Linked DNA regions of Homo sapiens: region 2 is linked to region 1. A link is a loop called in an ENCODE intact Hi-C map of the cell type or tissue named here. Cell type or tissue: IMR-90. All regions are shown on one strand.

What was found. Hi-C counts contacts between places; a loop is a spot of excess contacts. Peaks named below come from ENCODE experiments on the same cell type or tissue, not always from the same donor. Only the 100,000 strongest peaks of a DNase experiment are listed, where the experiment ranks them.
Region 2: a loop joins it to region 1, with 4 times the contacts of the local background. A loop is called at or near these places in 6 of 110 quality-filtered maps.

The regions. Positions count from the first base shown.
Region 1 is chr12:58,342,365-58,350,364 of GRCh38, forward strand. No RefSeq gene overlaps it. Among named protein-coding and RNA genes, the nearest start is that of LINC02403, 260 kb to the left of the region's middle. In IMR-90, a CTCF peak has its summit at 3,872 (motif pointing right); a DNase peak (open chromatin) is centred at 3,907; H3K27ac peaks cover 405 bases.
Region 2 is chr12:58,412,623-58,420,622 of GRCh38, forward strand. No RefSeq gene overlaps it. Among named protein-coding and RNA genes, the nearest start is that of LINC02403, 330 kb to the left of the region's middle. In IMR-90, a CTCF peak has its summit at 3,780 (motif pointing right); DNase peaks (open chromatin) are centred at 1,409, 1,979, 3,829 and 7,479; H3K27ac peaks cover 904 bases.

The DNA.
Region 1 (8,000 bases):
GACTCCCAAAGTAGGCCTTTCCTGAAAGAACTTTCTGAAGTAGACTCAGGAAGATCTGAAGAAAGAGACTTAGACGCTGAGTTTCGGTTTTCTAAGGAAAGCTTCACAAAAGATCAAAGGAAGGGACAGGTTCCAAGAAGGATTTCTCTGAACAACCAGTCAGAGCAGCGAGGTCATTTTCCCTGTGGGCTACCCTTGCCCCTGGTCCTCTTTAGATCTGGCACCTGAGGCTCACATCAGTTCGGAGCTCCTTTTGGCATCCCTCTGGGAAGGTACTGAGCGTTCTGTCTCCTCCATGTCACCACTACTTTCCCATGGAGCAATGTCTACCTCCCAGTGAGCTGTTTCTCCGTGGTGAAGCCCACTTGGTGATGGGTGCACCATCTTGTTCTGGGCGTCTTCTAAGGCCATGTGGCATCACACAAACCACAGTGTGATGGTGACATGGGCTTAAGAAGAAGCCCATGTGGAACAAGATGAAAATTAACCTCCAGTAAACAAAATAATGGCAAAGAGGAGAGACAGTGTGTCAAAGAGCATGTGGGCAGATTCTCATGAGAACTGCAATGAGGAGGATGACACATCTCTGCCAGTCCTCTGGCACCCACAACAGCTGGCTCTAGTGACCACTTCTAAGTGGAGAGGAAAAGAACTTTTTAAAACATTTATAGACTTTGTAGAGCGATTATAGGTTTACAGAAAAAAGATAGAAAGAACAGGGAGTTCCTACATACTGTGTCCCCTCCCTGCAATTTCCCTCTTGTTAACGTATTGCATTGGTGTGCTACATTTGCTACAATTGATGAGCCAATATTGATAGATTATTATTAAACTAAAATCCATAGTTTACATTAGAGTTCACTGTTTATGTTACAAAATTCTATGGCTTTTGCCAGATGCCTAATGATATGTTTTTACCACTTTAGTATCACATAGAATAGTTTAATTGTCCTAAAAATCCTTTGTACTCTCTCTATACAATTTGTTCTTCCACCCCTCACCTACCAACCCCTGGCAACCGCGAATCACTGATTCTTTTACTACCTCTATAGCTTTGCTTGTTCCAGAATGCCAGATAGCTGGAATCATACAGTTTCAGACTGGTTTCTTTTACTTAGCAATATGAATTTGGGTTTCATCTGTGTCTTTTTGTGGCTTGATAACTCCTTTCTTTTTATGACTGAATAATATTCAGTTTTATGAATGTACCACATTTTGTTTATCCATTTACCTACTGAAGGTCAACTTGTTTGCTTCTGATTTTGGCAATTATGAATAAACTGCTATTGAGATCGGTATGCAGTTTTTTGTGGATGCAAATTTTCAGCTTATTTGGGTAAGTACCAAGAAATACAATGCTGGATAGTATGTTAAGAATATATTTAGTTTTGTACAAAACTGACAAATTGTCTCCCAAAGTAGCTGTACCATTTTGCATTCTCACTGGCAATGGATGAAGGTTCCCAGTGCTCCACTTCCTCACATCCTCACCAGCATTTGGTGTTGTCGATGTTTTGGGTCTTAGTCATTCCTATAGGTATGTAGTGGTATCTCATTGTTGTTTTAATTCACATTTCCCTGATGTGAAATGTGCTTATTTGCCATCCATATATCTTCTTTTGTGAGACGTCTGTTCAGATCCTGCCCACTCTTTAATGGGGTTGTTTGTCTTCTTATTGTTGAATTTTAAAGAGTTATCTGTATATTTTAAATACAAGCCCTTTATTAGATTTGTGTTTTGCAAATATATCTCCCAGCAGGCATGTTTCTCCTAGCCTATTGCTTGTATTTTTGTTTTCTTAACAGTATCTTTTAGAGCAGGAGTTTTTAATTTGGAAGTTTTTGGGGGGGGACGTGTTGAAATAGTAGAGGTGCCAAAGTAGTTGTGGTTGGTGAGGGAAGAAGAGGAGAGATGAAGAAGGAATTTTAAAAGAGTATTGCTGTGACCTACATACTTCCTTCAGAATATTTGAGAAATGCAAGTAAAGAACTTGAGTGAGTCTGAACCCACGTTGTGGTTGTTGGACTGTACTTGAATATGAGGACTCGGCACCTGAACTGCGTGGGCACAGCTTTCCTGTGCTCTGTGACTCTGGGTGGCTGGATATGAGCATCACATAAACATATGCGAAGGGCATAAGGCAATTTGTAGGGGTGCTGTAAATGTGAGTGTGCTCTGTATAGGAACACTGTGGGCACATGGGACTGCCTGAGAGCAGTCCGGACAAAACCAAGGCCACTCCAAGGGGCCTCGTTGCTGCTCTTGTTCTGACTCCACCTCTTTCATTCCTCTGCATTGAAAGGGAAAGAGAGGAGTCAACCTCACTGCAATTTTATTTTATTTCATTTTTTATACTTTCAACTTGTATTTCAGATTCAGGGGGTGCAGGTGCAGATTTGTTACATGGCGTATTGCATGATGCTGAGGTTTGGGGTGTGATTGATCCCATCACCCAGGCTCACTGCAATTTTATCAAGGCTAGTTCAGAAGCTTTATTCTTGGTATCATAGTTTCCAGCTACATGAGTTTCACATACATGAGGAAATTGTGGGTTGAGGAGTCTGAAAGAATTTAAAGCCATTAATTGCGATTGTAATTAATTCAGAGGCCAATATCCTATATTTGTGATCGTTAAGACAGAGTCTTGATTGAAGTGCAGTATCGCACTCTCTTTAATAAAAGGGTTTTCTTTTTCTAAGTAAGGGAATAGATTAAACATGATGGTAAGGGATAAGATTTTCTCACTTAAGAAAATGCAGTCCACGCAGGACAACTGATCAGGTTCAAATCTTGTCTTTTCCACTTACTGGCCAATATTTACCTCCTTTGAGCCTCTCAGGTTTCTCATCTTAAAATGGCATCAGTGACATTACTGCAATTGCAAGGCTGGGCTGAGTAACTGAAACAAAGCACATGAACCTCCTGGCACCATGACTGGGAGGGGGATGATGCTCTGCACCTGTTCTTTTCACCCCCTTCGTGTTACAAGAAGTGTGCTCTCCCAAGTCCTCTGCTGGAACAATCTACTCTCCATCCTTTAGAGAAAACCCTGTGAATTCCTGCTTCTGTAATTTTGCTTATTATTCCTTCTATCTTGTATATATCTTCCTTCTCCTCTTCAACTCTCCAATCCTTTGACGGCTTCACTAGTTGCTTTTCTGGAGGGCTGGGATGCTTTCCCCTTTCTCATCTCCTTAGTCAGTCATGGCATTTGGTACCCATTGCAGTGCACTGCCTCGTGTTGTTCATATGCATGTGCCTTTCAATCATCTCGATCATATCCCTCCAGCATCACTTCTTTTGTCAGCATCACCTTTTTTGTTGGGTCCTTCATGGTGTCCTTTTAATATCAGCAAATCGAATGTAGTAGATGCTCATTTAATAATCGATATTTGGATTACAAATCATCTCAATGAGTTTAGTAAGTTGCCCTAGAACCTTCCTTACTATGCAATGCTTTGTTAATTCTATTTGGATTCCTTTGCAAAATGTTTGTTTCTTTTAAAGTTTTTTTTAGAAAAAAGAAAGATTAAGTAAACTGTGGCTCATCAAAAAAGGTGCTTGGGAAGATTTTTTTTTAATACCATAGGGTAATACTTGTGTTGTCATGTTAAAATTAAATTGGAGCATGTAAAAGTATGCATATAGCATGATTACAACCACATATTCTATAGTTTAAAACAACTCTGAAACTGCTAGCAACTAAAAAATCAGGTCCAAGCATAAATATGAATTCTTTTTTGGGGCTAGAATAACTATTATTTTCTTTCCATTTTATTTGTAGAAAGAATGTTTTTATGGGCAAAATCATTCTCTGCATGGTTAACTACTTGCTGTGAATGAAGACCTATTCTGCTTCTTTCCACTAGAGGTCACTGTGGTTCTTTAGTTATTTTTTTCCGTTTGGCATCCCTGTTAGCAGGGCTAAAAGGATTCTGTCACGGTTATTATTTTTAGCAAAGTTAAGAGAAATGTTAAAATGATAGTCTCCTTTTTTAAATACAAAGAAACATTTTCCGGAGCAATTGTACTTCTTTTCAGATTTCGTTTTCCAGGCCATAACTATCAGAAACATTTCTATTTTACATTGGCGACCCCAATTTAATTTATTAGCGTGAAACATTATCACTATACCATTTATTCTGCTATTAAAACAGAATTGCACCCATGCTTTCTATGTGTGAAAAAATAGAAGACTAACCCTTTCTATTTCTGGTTCAGCTTTATTTTTTCGAAGATTGTTTCCCAGCAGTACAGAAACATGGTTTCTAGAAGAACTTGTTAGTCATGGAGTATTAAAATCGATTAATGACACATGAGATGTGCACATATAAGCACCATTTTGAAGGTGAATGCAGGATATCCAACAAATTCTACCAATAAACTACTGTGTCTTTAAAAGAATTTCTCCCTGGTAAATTCAGTAGGAATACAGGCTATGTTTTTCTGTTTGAAAAATGATTAAATATTAAGAATTAGAAAAAGGAAATATAGCTCCAAATATTAGTAGGATGCATGCTGAGTGTAACATCATCCAAAATGTCTAAGCAACATGATAACCAAGGTCCTTGGTTTTCCTACCGGAGTCAAGTCCATTTCACTATAAACCAAGAAGCTCTACATTTTATAATGTTTGGAAAACCCTTATTTTTCCTTCTCATTCTCTTTTTGCTATTTGCAGCCTTGAAAAATGGGGTCCCAATCACCTCACAAGACCATATTTATTTTTCATAGTCTGGGCTATTTGGTTCCTGTTGTGTTCTTATTCCTAGGGCATTCTTGCTAAATTCACAGTAATTTCCCCCAATTCAAATTGTGTCTCAATAAATTTCAAAGTTGATTATCCATTATTTATTATGGACCCTAAATTTAGCAGTACTAGAGAGATTTGGATATGAGTGGCATTTTGGAAACCCACCGACCACTCCAGCAATCTACAATATGCTTTGAAAAATCTGCACAACTTTTGCTCCCGTCTTCTGACTAGAATGCACAGCTCCAGTTCCCTAAGTTTGCTGAACATGCTGAGGCCCAGGCTGTAAGCAGCAGATGAGGCTGACTGCAATGGGGCATCCTGCTGCAGTTTGAAGCCTTTCTTTTTCATTTCCTGCAAACCCAATCTCTGTTCTTGCTTTTGGAGGCAACTTTTACAACTGGGTATCTCTAAAGTGGAATAATTAATAATTGTCTTGATACAATTAACAAAAGATAACTGGCTGGCTATGACTTTTTTTTTGAAAAGCACTTTCTTTTTTTCCTTCAAAGGGTGTTTTCACCTTTCTGTCTTTAATCCAGAGTCCTCCAAGGCTATTTAGAAATATTATTTCCTTGGGGCTCTCTGCCGTTGTGGTTTCTATTACCTAGTCCAGTATTTCTCAAACTTGTAAATAATATACTTGGAAATGCATATTTTTGGCAGGGAAGGAAGTATGTCAGGGTGGTTTTGGAGTCAGAAAAACCTGCTTTTGAGCCTTACTTCTACAACTTACTAGCCATATGACTTTCAAGCTTTATAACCTCATTAAATTAATTTTGGGATCTTTTTTATTAAAATGAAGATACAAACAATGGTAAATAGGATAATGTGTATAAAATGAATAGTACCGTGTCTGACACATGATAAATACTCAACATGTGGTAGGGATTAATAGTAGTTCAGTTGAACCTTGAACAAAAGGGATTTGAACTGTCTTGAGTCCATTTATACATGGATATTTTTCAATAAATATATTGGAAAGTTTTTGGAGATTTGCAATGATTTGAAAAACCTTGCAGATGAGCTGTATAGCCTAGAAATATTGAAAAAAAATTAAGAAAAACTTAAGTATGTGATGAATGCATAGAATATATGTGGATACGAGAATATTTTATCATTTGCTACCATAAAGTACATACAATTTAGTCTATTATAAAAAGTTGAAATTTATCAAAACTTATGCATACAAACTTACAGACTGTACAAGGCACCATTCCAAGTCCAGAGAAATGTAAACAAACGTAAAGATGCAGCATTAAATCACAACTGCATAAAATTAACCATAGTACATACTTCAGAACTGTAATAATTTCGTAGCTCCCTCCTGTTGCTATTGCAGTGGGCTCAAGTGTTGCAAGTATCTGCTTAAAATACTGTGTGGCTAATCATCTCCAGTAAGTTGCATATCACAGTAAAGTGTGACCTGTTACAGTTCTTGTGTATTTTTCATCATGTTTAGTGCAACCTTGTAAACCTTAAGTCACATCGTGGGACCCACACAAAGTGCCACTAATGATGCTGGAGGTGCTCACAAGAAGCAGATAAAAGTTATGACGTTACAAGAAAAAGCTGGATTTCTTGATATGTACCACAGATTGAGGGCTGCAGCTGCAGTTGATGCTATTTCAAGATAAATGAATCTAGCATAACAATTATTGCAAAAAGTCAAAAAGAAAATTCCTGAAGCCATTACTGTGGCTATGCCAGCAGACACAAAAACCTTGTACATTTTTTGAAATACCTTATAATCTCCTATTAAAAATGGAGCTTTTATGTGGGTGTTAAGATTGCTATAAGAAAGACATACCTATAGAATCTAATGTGATTCGAGAAAAAGCAAAGTTATGTGACAAAGTAAAGGAAGGTGAAAGATCTAAAGATAGAGAATTTAATGCCAGCAAAGGATGGTTTGATAATTTTAGAAAGAGGCATGGCTTTAAAAATGTCAAGATAACAGGAGAAGCAGCTTCTGCCGACCAAGAGGCAACAGACAAGAGTTCCCAGACACGATTGAGAAAATCATTAAGGATAAAGGATAGCTGCCTGAACAGGCTTCTAATGCAGACAAAAGTGCCCTATTCTGGGGGGAAAAATGCCACAAAGAACACTTATTAGTAAGGAAGGGAAGTGAGTACCAAGGTTTAAGGCAGGAAGGAATAGGTTAACTTTATTGTTTGTGCAGATGCAGTTGGGTTTATGATAAGGACTACACTTATCTATAAAGCTGTTAACGTTTGAGCCTTGAAGGGAAAAATAAACACCAGCTGCTGGTCTTTTGGTTGCACAGCAAGAAGGCCTGGACAATGAGAAACCTTTTTCTGAATCGATTGCATCAATGCTTTGTCCCTGAAGTCAGGAAGTACCTTGCCAGTAAGGGCTGCCTTTTAAAGTTCTTTTGATATTGGATAATGCTCTTGGCCTCCCCAAATCCCATGAGTTCATCCCCAAAGGAGTCAAAGTGGTCTGATTGCCCCCAAACATAACGTCCTAATTCAGCCTCTAGATCAGGGGTCATAAGGACCTTTATGGCTCATTATATGGTACTCTATGGAAAGGAGTGTCAATGCAAGGAAGAGAACCCTGACAGAGAGAACATCATGCAAGTCTAGAAGGATTGTACATCATTGAAGATGCCATTGTCTTATAGAGAAAGCTGTGAAAATGATCAAGCCCCAAACAATAAATTCCTGCCAGAGAAAATTGTGTCCAGATGTTGTGCATGACTTCACAGGATTTGTGACAGAGGCAATCGAGGAACTAATGAACCAGATTGTGGGTATGGCAAAAAAAAGTAGTGGGTGGAAGCTTTCAAAATACGGATCTTGGAGAAATTCAAGAGCTAATAGACACCACACCAGAAGAGTGAACAGAAGATGACTTGATGAATATGAATGCTTCCAAATCAGCACCAAGAATATGCCTTTTATTTCCTTAAAAATTATTTTTCTTTGTTTTTTAATGGACACATAGGAATTGTACATATTCATGGGTTACAGTATGATATTTCAATACCTGTATACCTGTATACTGTGTGTAATAACCAAATCAGGGTAATTAGCATATCTATCACCTCAAACAATTATCTTTTCTTTCTGTTGAAAACTCTCAAAAATTCTCTTTGCCAGGTGCAGTGGGACACGCCTATAATCCCAGCTCTGTGGAAGACTGAGATGGGAGGATTGCTTGAGCTCAGGAGTTTGAGATCAGCCTGGGCAACATAGCAAGACCCTGTCTCAAAAAAAT
Region 2 (8,000 bases), 70 kb after region 1:
CTGTAAACTGTCACAGCACTGGTGGGAGTGTCTTTTAGCATGCTAATGCATTATAATTATTGCACAATGTGGAGTGAGGACAACCAGAGGTCACTCTGGTTTTGGTGGGTGTTGGCTGGCTTTTTTATTGCAACCTGTTTTTATCAGCAAGGTCTTTAAGACCTTTATCTTGTGCTGACCTCCTATCTCATCCTGTGACTTAGAGTATGTAAACTACTGGGAATGCAGCCCAGCAGGTCTCAGCCTTGTTTTACCCAGTCCCTATTCAAGATGGAGCTGCTCTGGTTCAAACACCTCTGACATATTCCCTCGCCTCCCTTTTATAAGAGAACCCTTAATCCTAAGGGTTGTAGGAGGATGAAGACCCACCTTCTATAAATTCTTCAGGCTGAATAGGAGTGATGATATTCCTGCCTAACTATTAGTGTCCTTTGTATTAAGGAGAGAGACAAGCTTAGTCAGAAAGCATCAGCATGGTAAGGACCATTCATAACTCTGACAAAAGGTAATATCTGGAGGATTAATAAGTGTTCAATTTAAGAAAACATTCAGTAAACTTATCCTGTATTCCTACACAAAGAGTACAACAGCAAATGTATTTCATAACAGTAAAGCAAAATAAGCAAAATTACCCCAAATAAACCAAATTAGAAGGCTTTCCATGAAGTGGGCAACTGTTGGAACCAAGCTGATATGGGGTTGCTAGCTGATTCCAATATGTGCCCAGAATTAGAATATTGATCCAGATTTTTTTACATTACCCATCCCTCTTGTTTCTTTTGAGCTATAGCCAGAGATCACTGGTTGGTTTACAGGAATAAGCAGGGTTAGTCTAAATTGCAGGAAACAAGCTTTAAAAAGCTTAAAAATGAGACTAGAATCTAACAATGAATGTACCATAGTTCTTGAAACATATTTTTTTTTTCTCCGTGCAGTTTCCCATTTTTACTAAAGACAAATCACGGTAAGATCAATTTGCTTTATTATACTTGGCCTGATTATTTGTATAAAGTGCAGCAAGAATAATAATTTTTTTACATAGGCTTTTAAAATTGGTTTTGATGGAACTTTGTTCCATAAGGAATCTCAGATAAGACTTTTTTTAAAGCCAAGCTCAGCCATGGGTTTGTACCCTTAAATACCTATGAACTGGGTAAATTCCTTTTCTCTTGAGGTCCCAAGGTTATGTGGGGCTCCTGGGACTGTAAGAAAGTGACATTCTGTACTTATCACAGGTCAGGAACCCTGTACAGGGACTGCGTAGGCAAAGTATGAAGCTAGTTTTCCCAAGGGGCTTTTATTGGCCCTATAAGTCAAGTTTGACTCCTTAAAGGAAAGCATGCCATTCCAGTCAAATCCTTGGTCAGATAAGCAGTTTCTAAGGGAGGTTGTTTGAACACAAACTTAGTCATGCTAAATGTGGCAGATATTACTAATGTTTACTAATTTCCTTTTCTTTCTGTGTTCAAAGAGCACTGGGCTTCCCAGGTCCTTGAAGTTAGGCATGGCTGTCATTTCCAGGTGGAAGCACATAAGAACTGGTGTATGTTTAACTGTTTTCTTCCCTGCCACTGCACTCATGGAAATATATGTGGATATAGAAGTGCCACAAAAACCAAATGGCCTATAATTCTGAGCTAGCACATGGAAGGTAGTACCTTAGAGTCATCCTGACCTGAAGTAAACTTTGGGTACACAGAAATAAACTTTTGCTGCATTAAACCTCTGAGATTTTGGTGGTGATTGTTCCTGAAGCAAAACTTAGTAGACCAGGCCTATCTAATAGAACTTTCTATAATGATTGGAGTGTTCTGTATCTGCACTGTCTGGTATGGTAGCCACTAGCCACATACAGCTATTGAGCACTTTAGGTGTGGCTGGTGTGACTCAGGAAAAGAATGTTTAATTTTATTTAGTCTCAATTCATTTAAATAAGCATTGTAAACCAAAAAGTGACTGAGTCAGGTCTCAATTGATTAGAGGTTTACTTAGCCAAAGTTGAGGACTCACCAGGGAAAAAACATGAATCACAGGAGCATCTGTCATCTATGCTTTTTCCAAAGGGGATTTTGTGAACTTTGGTATTTAAAGAAAAAAGAGCATGTAGAGTGGGTGGGGAGTGGGTGGGGGGGTGGGGAGGGAAGGAGGGTAGGCAGTGAGGCACGTGGTTACATTCTTGTGAGACTCTGATTAGCCTCAGTAAACCTACATTTTACATGTGAAAGTAGGGAGTAGGGGAAGCGAGGCTATGACATGGGTTGTGAAATTACAGCAATCTGGAAATAAAAGGAAAACAGTATGGGTGACAGTTTCCAAGCTTAACTTTCCTTTTGGCATACTGAGTTTGGGGTCCTGAGATTCTATTTATCTTTCACAGTATCCTGGCTGATACTTTAAAGGATTTCTTTAACACCTAGAGAAAATATTCCAAAACCCCTTGCAACTGAACAGAAAATACAGGAGATGAGGAAACCTTGAACCAAAGTGAACTAGTAGAAGGGAACTTTTAGTTATGAAGACGGTATGTCTTTCATCTAAATTCAGGATAATACTTCACTGAAAAAGCAATTGTGCAGTTTCAGAATCTGGTAGGTAAAAATGATACTAAAGAAAAAAATCTACTTAAAGAAAACTTGTATTGTGTTCCTACTATATAAAAGGCATAATGTTAGCTGCTTAAGTTTTATTGACTTATGTATTTGTTCACCAAATTTTTAATGAGTGCCTACTGTATACCAGGCATATGATAGAGTCCCCAGGCTCTGGCAGATACACTAGTGAACAAAACAGACAAAAATATCTGCCATTATGGAGCTTACTTTCTAAGCAGGTTGAAAGACTATAAGCAAACGTATTAAAATAATGCCAGAGTGTGATAAATGTCATGAATAACGACAGCTAGCACTTATTGATCACTTCCATATGCCAGGAACTAGTCTATTTTGCATATATTTATCCATTTAATCCTTCTAATAACCCTATGGGACAGGAATTATCATCATCACTATTTTTTGATAAGGAAACTGAGACCCAGGGAGATTAAGAACTATACAAAATGTTTGTCCCTTGGGAATTCCTATGTGAGGAGATAAACAATGATGCCATTCAGTTGGTAAATACTGTAGGCAAAATGTCCCAGATATGCTGGGGGACAAAATAAAGCAGGGTCAGCTCTGCTTGGGGGAAGTTGTAAAGAGGAGGTGGATGCAGCTAAACCCTAGAGGAAGAGTGGGTATTGTCAGGGAGACAAAGGAGGGGTGAGAGTAAGTGTTCCAATTAGAGGGCATGCCTGTGCAAACTGTGCTAAGACACAGTTCCATGTGGGAAGATGCTAGAGACCCAGGAAGCAGCCAGACTGTGGAGTGTGCTGTGCCTAAGACATCTGACTGTCAGGAAAACTCAGACTGTACAAAAGTGAGGAGAGACAGATCCAACCATTTTCCTACCAGATTAGTAGAGAGTTCTAACTGAAAGGTAGTCATTTCCTTCTAAGAAACAGCTTTTTCAAGTAAGGCTTCTGAAAATGAACTCTCTAACAAGGCTAGGAGAGATAGAAGGCAGACCCAGTGGGTTACTTGGGTCAGAAGACTCAGCAGGGTCAGATAGGCAGAAGCTGAGGTTGTCGGGGTAGAATTGCTACCTCTGAGGACATCAGATGCTGTCAGTGGGGAAACTGCTTGTTAGGTGAAGACTCAGCATGCATAAATATTTTGAATGTTACATCAGATGGTTATATTTTAAAAGTCTTTAAATGAATGTGGCTTACAAAGTTTTAACAGAAGGGGGCACTTTGGACATGGGAAAGATGCCCAGAAAGGAATCAAAGGCTGATGGTTCTGGGAGTCCCAGGGAAAAAGTCTGCCTAACCCGACTTGCTCACAGAGCAACTCTGCAGCTTTGGACAGGACCTCTCTGTGGTTTAAGACATAGATAAATCAGGCACTGTGGCTTATGACTGTGATCCCAGTAACTCCAGAGGATGAGGAGGGAGGATAGCTTGAGAGCAGGAGTTTGAAATCAGCCTGGGCAACATAGCAAGATCCTGTATCTACAACAAATTAAAAAACAATTAGTTGGGTGTGGTGGCATGCGTCTGTAATTCTAGCTACTTGGGAGGCTGAGGCAGGAGGATCACTTGAGCCCAGGAGTTCAAGGCTGCAGTAAGCTATGATCATGCCGAGGCAACAGAGCAACACCCTGTCTCTAAAAAAATATTAAACAACAAAAAAACATAGATAATAACAATACTGAACTCACTGAGCTGTCCTGATGGTTAAATATAAAAGCACTTTGTAAACTATTCAGAACCTTATTACATCATCCCATCTAGGGACAAAAGTAACTGACAGAACTAGTGAAGGCTGCTACATTAAATTTACCATGGTAGGCTAAATAATGGTTCCCAAAGATATCCATGTCCTAAACCCCAGAACTTAGGAATAATGGCAACAGGGTGAATATTACCTTACACGGCAAAATATGTGATTACATTAAGGATTTTGGAAGAGGGAAACTATCCTGGATTATCCATGTGGGCCCTAAAGTAATCACATGTCCTTTTAAGAGGGAGGCAGAGCTGGGTGTGGTGATGCACACCTGTAATCCCAGCACTTTGGGAGGCTGAGGTGGGTGGATCACCTGAGGTCAGAAGTTGGAGGTGAGCCTGGCTAACATGGTGAAACCCCATCTCTACTAAAAATACAAAAATTAGCTGGGTGTAGTGGTGTGTGCCTGTAATCCCAGCTACCCAGGAGGCTGAGGCAGGAGAATCTCTGGAACCCGGGAAGTGGAGGTTGCAGTGGGCCAGGATTACACCACTGCACTCCAGCCTGGGTGACAGAGCAATACTCTATTTCAAAAAAAAAATGGTAGGGAGGCAGTGGGAGATTTGAGGGAGATTTGATATGAAGGAGAAGGTGATGAGACAGGTGCAGAAAGCATTCTGAAGATGTTACTTGTTGATGGTGAAGTTGGAAGGAGTGGCCATGAGCTAAGGAATGCAACTCTAGACATTGAAAAAGGCAAGGAAATAGATTTTTCTCATAGAGTCTCCAGTGAGAGTGCAATCCTGTCAACACCTTGATTTTAGCTTAGTGAAAGTGATTTCAGACTTCTGGCCTCCTGAACTATAAGAGAATAAATTTGTGTTGTTTTAAGCTCTGAGTTTGTGGTATTATTATTATTATTATTTTTTGTTACAGCATCCCCAGGAAACTAATACACTCACTAAATACTTATTGAAGACCTACAGTGTTCAAGGGATTGTGTTGGTATGGCTGGGCCTATAATGATAAGTAAAAATGATTAGTATTTTCCTCTTTATTTATCCTTATATAGGAGGACATTAAAGCAAGAAATATCAATAAAGGCAAAATGTTAAAGCTGTAAGAGAAACAAGTATACATTATGCTTATTCAGTGGAAGGGGAGATTCTTGAGCTAGTTGGTAGTTGGTAGGATCAAGAGAGCCAAAGTGGAAGGAGGGACAATTAAAACAGAACTAAAAGGAAGTGAAAATAATGGAAGGTAGAAGTGGGACAGAAGAGGTTGTACCAGGTAGAAAAAAGTGAACAAAGATGAGAGAATGAAATGTATGTTTGAAGAATAAGGAATAGTCCATTTTTGCTGTAACGTAGGTACTTGGATTTGGTTAGAAGGGAGCATCAGGGCCCTACGGTGCGAAGTTGTAGCTGCCAGCCTAAAGGATTTATATTTTTCACTAAACAATGAAGCATCGTTAAAGGTATTTGCATTAAGGCATCTTTATTTTATATTTAAAATATCTGGTTAGTTAAAACGTTCTGGGGGAGATTGTAAATGTTGCATATTAAAACAATTGTGGCAACTAAAAGAATTTGTGGTCAATTTTTCTGCAGTGCAAAACTTGCTTATGCATTATGATGACTTTACTATATTTGACATTTTTAAAACATACTTCTGCAATAAGAAAACAAGACTGAAAACTAAATGAAGACAGCTTTTTATTGAATTAAAAAATGTTACTGTACTTCAAAGAGAGAGTCTGATGGAAAAGATGATGAGTGATAAACAACGTACTAGCTCATGGATTTGGTAGCTATTCTCAATATAAAAAATATAAAAAATATAAAAATTTCTAACGCCATAAAGATGTTAAAACTGATATAATAGAAGAAGGAGGAGACTAATAGATGTATAGATAAAATAGAAGGACTGATAGTGATAGAGGCAGGAGGCAGAGAAACTCTAGGCAGACAGGGGTGGGTCCCTGGCAAAACCCCACCTTCAAGCCAAAAAGCCTTAAACCCGCAGCTCAACGTGAGAACTTCCATCCCAGTGTGCTCGCTCTTTCCTGATTGGATCTTTCTGAATAGGGCCTTTTTACCAATCGAATGTTGCCTTTTGCAAAAGTGCCTATGGCCCACCTGCCAACCATCCTGTGCCTAAAAGACCCCAGACTCAGCCAGTAGAGAGGAGAAGCGGCTGGACGTTGGGAAGAGGCAACTTGACTTCAGGGGAAAGCGAACTGCCCTTCCTGTCCCCTTCCAGCTCCCCTCTCTGCTGAGAAATGCATTTACCACCCTTCAGTTCATCCACACGACCTCATTCTCGTTGAGCTCCAGGCAAGAATTCGGGATCTACCAAGTGCAGGTACCCAAAAAGGCTGTCACACTGGCCCTTTGCCCTCACTGGCAGAGGGCAGCCGCCCCATGTGACAATGGAAAGGGCCCACTGAGCTGATAACACACTGCTGTCCGTGGACGGTAGAGATAAGACAGCATTGTAACACACCCTCTGGGGCCTTGGGGTCGCAGGCACCCCGGTCTGTATGCTGCTATGGGGCCTGCATGAAGTTTGCTCCTGCTGGCACTAAAGCAGCCAACTGGTTCCTGCACTCACTTGCCTATGTGCTCCCTCCTGCAAGGGGTGGAGTGGGGCGCACCCAAGTGAATGGAGTTTTCTCCTGCCGGTGCCAAAGCAGCCGGCTGGTTCCTGCACTTGTTTACTCTCGCACACTCTCATGCGAGGGGTTGAGTGGGGTAGGCTGAGTAAATGGGGCACCCCTGTTGCAAATCCCATGAAGGAGTCAAGAAAATATCCTGCATCAATAGGAGGAAATAGAAGTAATTAAAGTGAAGAATGGGGAAGACTTTGCATAAATGATAGGATATTGAAGTATACTACTTAAGAAGATTTTACTTGTGTCTTCTTTAAGAAAATAAAAACCTCCACCATTTTTCTCATGTAATTTGTTGGCAATCAGCAACATTTAGCAAATATTTTAACATTTACCCAGTGTCAGGCACTAGACTATGTACAAGTGACTCCATAGTAAAGAGACATTCTTATACCTGGTGGAGGATGATCCTTTAAGCAGAAAAGGTGCTTTTATATGGCAACATTCTAGGTTATCTAAGTAATCTGGATATTTTTAAGGAAGCATTTCATTTACTGGCTCACTGAGTAAATGCTGGAGTTTCCCTAGTGAATCTTGCCAGCACATGTGGGGAAGAGCAGCTGAGATGTGCTGATCTATAGAGCATTAGACCAGGAGTGGACCTTTCCAACACTCAGTATTTTATTTCTCACATTATATAAAACAGGGCGTTTTGTAAGTTTGATTGTATAAAGAAGTAGGTTAAAATGGAAAAACACAAACAATCCACAATAAAATATGTTTGCTAGGCAAATAAGAGGATATTGTTCTGTAGATAGCTCTAATGGAAAATAGAAGAGGTGTTTTAAAAACATTCATTACAAAAATATGTATTGCCTTGGAAACCACATAAAAGAAATTAGTGACAAAAACCAAACTCAAATGTGGTAAAAAGAAGAAAATCATACAGTAAATCAAAATTTGAAAGATTCACCTTTAAGGCTGGAGTACAAGATAAAAGTAGAAGAAAAAAGCAGGTGAAAGAAAGAGCGATTAGTCCTTTTGCCCAGGGTAACCTCACATGTGAACATTTATCCAAAACAAACACTGAACATTCATTTGTGCTACTAAATGATTTTTAGAAA